Regions from separate parts of the Mus musculus genome. Here region 2 is linked to region 1. Evidence: chromatin loops called from intact Hi-C (ENCODE). Cell type or tissue: left cerebral cortex. All regions are shown on one strand.

Evidence for each region. Hi-C counts contacts between places; a loop is a spot of excess contacts. Peaks named below come from ENCODE experiments on the same cell type or tissue, not always from the same donor. Only the 100,000 strongest peaks of a DNase experiment are listed, where the experiment ranks them.
Region 2: it touches region 1 in a loop (2.2-fold over the local background); 2 of 42 quality-filtered maps call a loop at or near these places.

What each region holds. Positions count from the first base shown.
Region 1 is chr8:14,445,016-14,450,015 of GRCm38, reverse strand. The region is part of intron 3 of Dlgap2 (DLG associated protein 2); the gene reads right to left. Among named protein-coding and RNA genes, the nearest start is that of Gm26184, 170 kb to the right of the region's middle. In left cerebral cortex, no CTCF peak of the experiment used is centred here; a DNase peak (open chromatin) is centred at 2,532; H3K27ac peaks cover 1,260 bases.
Region 2 is chr8:14,379,111-14,384,110 of GRCm38, reverse strand. All of the region lies in intron 3 of Dlgap2 (DLG associated protein 2), which reads right to left. Among named protein-coding and RNA genes, the nearest start is that of Gm26184, 110 kb to the right of the region's middle. In left cerebral cortex, no CTCF peak of the experiment used is centred here; DNase peaks (open chromatin) are centred at 1,105, 1,287, 2,210, 2,448 and 2 more places; H3K4me3 peaks cover 2,522 bases; H3K27ac peaks cover 1,781 bases.

The sequences.
Region 1 (5,000 bases):
TAACAGATTCTTTCCCTGGTGTTTTGTAAACTTGAAACCTTCGTAAAAACTTCCTTTGATTTTCAATCACTTGTGTTTTCTAGGTCACCATTTTTTTTAAGAGAAAATCAGACTTCTGCTGGCCTGATGAAGAGAGGAAGACAGTGTTGCTTGGTAAGGTCAATATGTATAACCTACATATAGTTAATATGTATAATGTACACATAGCACAGCACATATAACCAGAAAGACAGATCCAGTTCATGAGTGTCTGGAGGTGCTCTAGTGACTACTCTAGTGGTGGGAGGCTGCTGGTGCCCTTAGAGAGAGCACAGGTACTCAACTGGAATGGAAGAGCCCGTTGTCAAGGAAGCTTGGGGCAGCAGAACCTGAATATTTTGGCTTACTGGACGAGAGAAGATGGAACTTGAGAACTTGGGAGAAGGTCTGCTGGTCTAAGATGAGATGCCTTAGCTCTCAAGTCCAATGTCTGCTCTACCCTGGAACCCAAACCCTATACCATTGTGCTAGCAGAGGGAAGACAGGCTAGAAGAAGACCCTAGAAGCATGTTGAGTGCACAGCTAAGGAATCTAGATGGAACACAGACAGGAAAGAGCATGGGAGATGAGCTAAGGAGACCAGAGCTACAGAAGCAGAGAAGTGGCAGGAGGGAGGGAACAAATGGCACCGTGTCAGGAACACAAGACTTTTGTAGTCAGAAGCCAAGTGTCAGGGGAGAGAAAGCAGCCAAGGCCCTGTAGTAGATGCCTGGTCTATAATTTTGCAAACATCCAAAAAGGAGGCAGCCCCAGTCACATGACATAAGGGACAAAGTCTGAGGTAGGTACCTGGGGAGCGGAAAAGATAAGAACTGGGCAGCAACAAGGCAGAGAAGCTCGGAGAGGTTCCAGTTGAGAGCTTCCAGGCTCTTCTCTCAGCATCTCACCTCCTATGCATCCTATGTGTTCTCACAGAGGTGAGGATGACAGTATTTACCCTCAAGGCCCAGGTCTCTCTGTTACCATGTATGCCATGGGGTGATGGGAGCTAGACTAGACCACAGAGCCTCAACAGCCTTAGGACCTGTGCACTGAAAGGGGTGGACTCTGATGTGTGTGTGTGTGCTTGTGCATGTATGTGTGCTCGTGTGTGTGTGTGTGTGTGTGTGTGTGTATGTAGAAGATGACTCTTGTATGTTTGTGTGCATATTGTGTAGGTGACTCTGATATGTGTGTGCATGTATGTGTGTGCATGTATGTGTGTGTAGAAGGTGACTCTTGTATGTTTGTGTGTGTATGTATGTAGGTGACTCTGATATGTATGTGTGTGTGTAGAAGGTGAACCTTGTATGTTTATTTGTGTGTGTGTTTGTGTAGGTGACTCTGATATGTGTGTGTGTAGAAGGTGACTCTTGTATGTTTGTGTGTGTATGTGTATAGGTGACTCTGATATGTATGTGTGTGTGTGTGTAGAGGTGAATCTTGTATGTTTATTTGTGTGTGTGTGTGTGACTCTGATATGTGTGTGTGTAGAAGGTGACTCTTGTATGTTTGTGTGTGTGTGTGTGTGTGACTCTGATATGTGTGTGTGTAGAAGGTGACTCTTGTATGTTTGTGTGTGTATGTGTGTGCATAAGGTGACTCTTATATGTTTGTGTGTGTGTGTGTGTGTGTGTGTGTGTGTGTGTGTAGAATGTGACTCTGGTGTGTTTTTGTATATGTGTGTATGCAGAAGGTGACTCGTGTGTGTTTGTGTGTGTGTGTGTGTGTTGTGCATATGTGCATGTGTGCATGCTTGCACTCGCAGGGGCAGAAGTCTCTGCCTTCTCAGAGGAAGGGAAGGAGTTGCCTCCCACTAATGACTATGACCTTCTGTTGGGTGTAGCCAGTGCACATTGTGCTCAGAAACTTCAGCAGCTGAGTGTCACACGGAGACATGACTAACAATTGGATTTTGCCAGGTTACACTGAGAACAATTATATTAAAGCAAACACGATCAGCAGATGAAGCATCCCTGTAACTGCCCCTTCTGTTCCTCCTGCCCTTGCTCTCAGCTGCTCACCTCCTGTGCCATTCCAAGTCATGGAAAGCTATAGCAATATCCACTCTTTGTCTCCTTGCTCCACAGCTGGTGACACTGGGGGCCTAGCCTGACGTCAGCCATGGAGGGGGCAATTACTTCAGGACCACGGGTAAGCTCTGTGAGTTGGCACCCTTTCTGGGAGCCAGCAATTCCCAGCATGCAGGGTTCCTCAAGGATCAGAAGCCTATGTGTGACCCTTTGAACAACAGGGAGCTCAAAGGAACCAGCTAAGTTTCTCATTATAAAAATCACCTGCAATGCAGCTTTTACACCCTGGAAACCCATGGCCTCGGGATGTTCCTCTGTCCACATGCTGAGACACCTCTCTTCTACATCAGGTTCTGTGTATGCCCAAACAGAGCCTTGCCTAGGGAGTGACAGCCAGGCTATGCTCCTCCCTGCTCTCTGCCTAGAGATACAAGGGCTGGACCTGGAGGAGTCATGGTTGCCTAGCAACCTGCCCACACTCCATCACAAATCTGCTACCTTAAATATCCGGCTGCCACAGAGGCTTTTTTGGAAAGTTCCGCTGAACATTTTTAGACTCAAGTCTAAGGTTGCCAAGTGAAGCGAACGCAGATGCTGGGGAGCTGCACAGGACCCTCCACCCCATAGCAGCTCCTCTAGCTCTGTGCTTCATGCAGGGGCTGGGGAGCTGTGCAAGGTTTCCCTCTCTATAGACAGACAGACGGACAGACAGACAGACATACACACACACACACACACACACACACACACACACACACACACACACCAGCAAGGCTAGTGCCATGTTCCACATGGGGCAGAAAATTTTGCAGAAAATGTTGAGGGTTCCAAAGTGCTATGGAGGGATATCTTTAAGTATCTCATGAAGGCATTAGTTCAAGAGCCCATGTGCTTAGCTGAGGGATGTTTTCAGAAATTATGATGAGCTGATTACTGCTGGACCTGGCAGACACTTGACAAACCAAGGATGTGGCCAGCCCTGCTTAGAACAGGCATCAAATACACAAATGGCTCAGGAGCCTATGCTGGCGACAGCTCTAAGAGGAAAAAGAGGGTGAGGTGAGCGCTCACACCAAGGGGTTCAGTCCAGGGCAGGCTAATCAGACGAAGGATGAGGGGTTATTTTAAATGACAGACATCTGAATTATTTTGATAAGACTAGCTAATTTCTCAAAAATGAAATGAAAATACAGTAACTATTTTAATTTTATGTGTCTGGTTGCTTCCCCCTGCATGTTTGTATTGCACAACACGCATGTAACACCCATGAAGACTAGACTGGGAATTGAATTGGAACCGGAGTTAGACAATTGTGAGTTTCCATGTGGGTTCTGTGAACCTAACCGAGGTCCTCTGCAAAAAGATCCGACCTCTCAATCAGGCAGTGAGAGTTCCTTTTGCTTTCTCTTGCAGAGGTGCCTGAGTCTACAAGAAGAGAAAGGGGAGGAAAGGGGACAGATGAGAAGAAAGTGCTAGGAACACTTGACAGAAATCAGAGGCACAATCCATGTGACTCCCAGGGCCTTGGATGCCAGCACTACTGTTCACAGCACTAATGTTGTTCTGTTTCCAATGTGTGCTAGGCTGTGTGCACACATGTAAAGCAATAATTCAATATGCAAGACCTGAAAGTTTCTCTCTCACCCACACAGTGTGGCTATGTGAGCTGGGCCAATATGACCAGTAACAGCCAGCTGTCTGCTCTGTCATCACAGCAGTGGCTTGTATTCACATGGGCTCCAGAAGCCTGTGTGGCTTAGCTGTCTACACCTGTGTCCTAGGGAGCAGAATGGAGAGAGCTAAACCCTGCCCCCTATGTCTACACTACTCACAGCCGTAATTTGTCCCACTTAGTAGTATACCTGTGTCAGAATCAGACTGGTCCTGCTTTAGGGCCAAGTACTCAGAAGTAGGAAGCAAATGTCACGTGGGTCTGATCCACTGGGCTGTGCCCTTGGACTTGGAAAAGCAAGCAAGCAAGCAAGCAAACAAACAAACAAAACAAACACCGTTATAGGCATAGGAAAATCACCAGATTTGACCTCATTACTCTAAAACATAGACTAGACTCAGTTGTAAGCAGGCTTAAGTTATAAAGGGGTGACGGGTAAGATCAGAGGAGACAGGAAGCTCTTGACCCTCCTCTACTCTCAAATCAAAGTTAGATACCAAGCAGGAGACCGTGCATCAACGTCCATGCACAGGTGTGAGGAAAGGAACTTACACATCCTTTGCTATCAATGCCCCATCTCCTGACAGGATGAGGCAGAAAACTGTGACCCCTGAAAGCCATGAGCTTTTCTGAGCAATCTTAGTGTTTTCAAGATGCTTTGTAGTCACGAAAAGCATCCAAAGGAAAGCAAGGCTTTCTTCTAATACAAGTTGACAGGAGACATCGAGCACAGGCCACAGTAAAGAAAGGAGCAGTCATCAATCTTACCATGTTTACCCCAGAAAGCAGGTGCTCTACCAAAGGTGGATCTCTGGACAGAAGGCCAATCAACCCAAACCCCAGAACAGGAGCGCTCTGAGTGTGTCATTGTAATAAAAGAAATATTTAAAATCCCAGCCTGGGGTTTCTACCTGCCTTTGACCATTTATGTTCGCAGGTAAAAGGCACACACACACACACAGCCTTCATAGTTTTAAGTATGCCTCAGGCAACATAATAACAAGATAGCTGCCTGCCCTTCATGCTCTTAAAATCTGTTTCCCTATCGATTACACCAAATTATTACTTACTATTTCTGTTTCATCTGGGCTACTCTTAGCTCCAATTGGCGAGCTCACATGGCCATGTTTTTTATGGTTCAACTGACCCATGATGGCTCTCCTTTCTCCTCTCCTGCACAGTCTTCTTCTACCCCATGGCAACTCTCCATCCCTCTTTTCCCCTCTGCTCTGTCCTCTAAGCCTGCCAAAACTCAACCCCACCTATTTCTCTTCTCC
Region 2 (5,000 bases), 66 kb after region 1:
AGAGGCCTCAAACAGCATCACAGCAGGGCTGTGAAATGTCTGCCAGAGACCTGTGTGCACATGCTGTGGTTACATGTGGGTGAACACTGTCACAAAGTCATACTTCATTTCTACTGCCCCACCTTCTGCTTTAATTATATTGAACTGATTCGATTTAAAAAAAAAAAGTACACATTACTTAAATACACTTAGCACTGAGTAATGGATACATGTAAAGGCGGGGTTTAAACTTAGGGAAAGAGCCAGTGGCCTGCTTCTCTAGCAGATGTCTAACTGTGCTGTGATCTAAACGTCTCTCTAGGCTTACTTCCAGCAGCAACCTTCAACTTGGGCTACAAATCCAACCAAAGGCTGGGACATCCATGCAGTACTGGGATGTCGAGTGTGGTCCTGTGAGCTCTCTCGGGTGAAGGGCAAGGGTGATGGGTGGTTGTGGGTAATAAAATACTTGTTGCTCGATGAAGCATAATTTAAAGGGCTGGGTAAAGTCGAATGGACTGACCCTCACCTGGGAATAGACTTAAGGCTACAAAATTCCTCCTGGACACTGAGCTCCTGGAAGGTGACAGACCTGAGCTCTGGGGATAGAATTATGAATGAAGCAGTCGATATCCACCTGGAAACGCGGAAGCCAATGGCAGCTTCCCTCTGGACATGCTCAGTCCTTTGCAGCGTGCAAGTCCTCCCTGTGAAAACTCAGCCATTTATAACGGGGAATGTGTACAGCCAGCGACTACCCAGATGCGGAGGCAACAACAAGTCTCTTCGGTGCCCGGAAGGGGCCAGATGTGGCCAGATGTGGCCGTGCTCTTTGGAGAGGAGTGTTTCCTTTCCAGAGGGAAAGCAAGAATAAAACGGAACATGTCAAGGCAGAGTGAGAAGGAAGTGTGCGGAGAAAGACCACACCAGGCACACCTCATCTTCATCCCTGTGGCTCGCTCACCCAGAGGAGGCTGGGGACCAGCCACATCAGCTGGACCAGCTACACAGTTCCTCGCTGCAAAGGGGAAAAAAAAAAAAAACCTTCCTGGCTGGTGTGAAGCAGTTGGCTGGGTTCTCAGAGCTCCCTGTCAGACTGTGCACTCCAAAGCACGCTTTATTCAAAAGCTCAGCAAGTCCATGACACTTGCACACCATCTCCTCCTACAAAGCCAAGGAGGGCTACTTGGGGTAAGCGCGAAATTAGTGCTTTGGAAGGGGCTTTGGTTATAAAGACCGGGCACAGACAGCTCTTCCCAGCGGGTGTCCATCCCAGCACCTCTCCCCTCTTTCATCCTATTCAACTGCAGCTGGGAAGAGCTCAAAACCCTTTACTGCACTCAGCCACACAAAGGAAGCCCTCTCCGCAGGCTTCTCTCTCTTGCTAGCCTATGAAACACAGGTTTAATGACCTAAGGTCCCTGGATTTACTCATTCCCAGGGGATCACGGAACCCACAGCCCAGTTGCCACATCTTTGCTGAAATAAAAGGAGAGCCAGCCAAAACAGTGCTTGCATTACAGACTGCTCCAGTATCTGGTGACTATCGAAATGATGGTTAATTAGAGACAGAACTTGTCTGCCTAGGACAATGCTATGGTCCTGGATTGCTGTGCAAGACCATCTCCCCCAAGTCCCCCCAGAGAATGGAGGATGCTCCCTGGATTGCAGTGCTGTCTCCTGGCTGTCACTACCATCTATCAAGACATGAGTATTTCACTTACGAAAGCAGTACAACCCTAGGTCTATGAAACAGAGCAATGAAAGAAAAAAAAAAAACATAAAAAAAAAAAAACATGCTGCAAAGTACAGAGAGGTAAGCAGCTGTCGGTTTAGCTGGTCGAGTGCTGATCAGTTAAGTATCATTTCCCAGAGGCCACGGAACTAGTAAAGTCTACATCCAAGACACAGGGAAAGTGAGAAATGAGTCACCTTTGACTTACCGAAGCGAGACTCCTGCTGCACGCCTTGCAGCATCCGAATGTGAAGTGCAAGGCAGCTCCACAGCAGATGGGAAGCTATGCACGCAGAGGCACTTCAACCTCGCTGCAAAGGAAGGAGGAGGCCAGGGTGACCAAGTGAGTGGTCACAGCTCCAGTCAGCCTCGGCTTGGACTAGGCATCCACGGTACTCTGCAAAACAGGCACACTGCAGCACGGTGGCGGGCATAGGATCCCTATGCATGTCCCATATATTCAAGCGTAATAGAAAACATGGATCTGGAGTGGATTCCATGTGGATATGGGGGCTGCCTGGCACTGAGCGCTAAACGCAAGCTCTCTGCTGGTAACAAAATTAGCCATGGAGATGGACGCCTTGATTAGAGCACAGTGCTGTCCCCCGGGACAGCAATTACGGAGAGCAGGTGCTCTGTCTCTTGCTCTTTCAGATAAATGCCTATAATCTCATTTCACAAACGATCCCTATTTAGACAGGAGCCACCTATTGTGATGATATCATTTGCTCTAGTAGCCATAAATGGGCAACTTCCTACGAAGCGTCACAGAGCTGACGACACAGGTCTTCATAAAAGTGAGTGGGCAGGGTGTTCGGAGAGGCCCGTCTACACGAGCAACTCATGCTGAAGATTCCAAGCGCCCTGGCATCTGAGAAGTTGCAGGGGAAAGAGGCAAGCCTTCCACTCCAATCTTTCAGTATACCGGACTGGGCTAAGAACCAACTGTAAGCAGGAGGGGGAATGGGAGGGCAGACCAGAGACCGCTGGCATCTACACATCCTTACACCTGCTTCAGTTGCAGGTGTCCTGGTAGAAAATAACCTGATCACTTATGTTTGAAGTACAGAAACTCCACCCGAGGAGGCAAACATTACACACAAGAATCCTAGTAGAGTTAAGGGTGTGATCTGGTAAAGATAATGAGAACCTTATGTGCCCAGTGGATGGCCAAAGGACTATGCCTAAAACCTCATAATAGCAAAGTAACTTTCTCTAAAAGCACATGCAGAATAACCAAAGAGCTTGGGTTTATTAGAGCTTTGGATTCCTCCACCGACATGTCTACAGAGACAGTGGCTGGTGATGACCAAGGATAAGAGAATAGCCATTGAGCCTGGCCACTGTGCAAATACTGCAGGAGACATTCAGAAATACTGTCCTAGAAAAACCTCCCTGGATCTCCCTGAATTACTCCAGTGGCCTGACAGCTCACTTGGAAAAGGCAGGGTTTCTGCTAGACAATTCACTATTCATAGTACTGGCTTAGGACAGGACACACTATGTTTGGACCAAATTAGACTAACATACTCCTTTAAAGTACGTTGTGGCTCAACCATTTAAGCTGCAAAGTTTATAGTGTGCTGCTACTGGTCTGAGGGAATGTGCTTCCGGACCCCAGTGGGGAATCTGTGTTGAGGTTACTCAGTGTAAAGGAGTAGCCACAGCAAAACCTTGCTTTAATATTCATGATATGCGTACAGTAAATCTGGGCTGGAGAAATAACCCAGCAGTTAAAGAGCACCAACTGCTCTTGGAGAGGTCCTGAATTCAATTCCCAGCAACCACATGGTGGCTCACAGCCAGCTGTGATGGGATCTGATGTCCTCTTCTGGTGCATCTGAAGACAGCTACAATGTACTCATATACATAAAATAAATAATTAAATATTTTTTTAAAAAAACCCAGTAAACCAATACAGATCTTCTTCAGTCTGCCCCATCAACACAGCAGGTTACTGGAAGGAATAACTAACTATACATACATATGCTTCCTCTCAGTGGACACTGAAGACCTCTTTCAGGAAAGTAAGCTCCTGCAATAGGATGTGCTCAGCAAGGAGGTTGCCTTCACCACTGGAGTAGGTTAAATGCCTTCCTCCACGCCCACCCTGCAAAGCTATGTCCACTTGGGTCCTCAGAATACCATATTATTGGAAATAAGTCTTTGTAGACATAATTATGGACCTTGAGATGAGATCACTCTCTAATTAGGGAAGACCAATGACAAGCATCCCAGGACACTGACATCAACGTGAAGACAGGCAAATTAACTAGACTGATGGTTCTATAGCCAAAGAACACCAGGATCTCCAGTCACCACCAGGTTGTGTAAAGAGGCGTGGAATGGACCCCTAGAAACTACAGAATGAACCATTCCCTCAGCTTGTACCTCACGTTCAGAGTCTGGCCTCCAGAGCCAAGAGAGAATTAGTACCTCCTGTCTTGGTCACCAGGCTACTGGCACTACTCCCTGCTAATCACTCAGCAGTCCATATCAGGCTCTGGAGTATCTCATAATGATACCACAGAGAAATGATGCAAGCGGGACTCAGATCTGGGATCTACACTTTGTTCACTAAAATGTCTTATCAGTGGCTCCTTGCTCTCTAGATGTTTCCTAGTTCATTGAAGACCACAGAAGTAGAGTCTCCAGTCATTAAAACAACTGACTCAAAGTCCAAAAAAAAAAAAATGATAGCTAATGCTATGTCCCTCTCCCCTGCTTACTAATGGAGTACATTTCTGCTTTACCTTCTTCTGGTGTTGTATCATTGCCCAGAATCCATGGTTAATGAATCCACCCACTACAGTTTCCATAAGTAGAAAGGACCCCCAGATAATATTGAAGTGGAAGGGTGGGGCCTGAGGTAATGATGAAGTGGGAGAAGGAGCTGAAGTTATAATGAAATACAAGATCAAAGGCTGGAGAGATGGCTCAGTGGTTAAGAGCACTTACTGGTCTTCCAGAGGTCTTGAGTTCAATTCCCAGCAACCACATGGTGGCTCACAACTATCTAGAATGAGATCTGGTGCCCTTTTCTGGTGTGTGGGAAGACAGCTACAGTGTGCTCATATAAATAAAATAAATATTAAAAAAAAAAGAAATACAGAGTGAGACCTGAAATAATGCTTACATGGAAGAGTGGAGTCTGGGTTAAGAATGACAATGGAGAGTGGGCCTTGGAGTAATGAATAAGTAGAGTAGAGGCACCTGATGTAATGACTTTACTCCAGGCTGTACCCAGGGATGAAAGGGTACAGCCTGGGGTAAAGTTGACACAGGT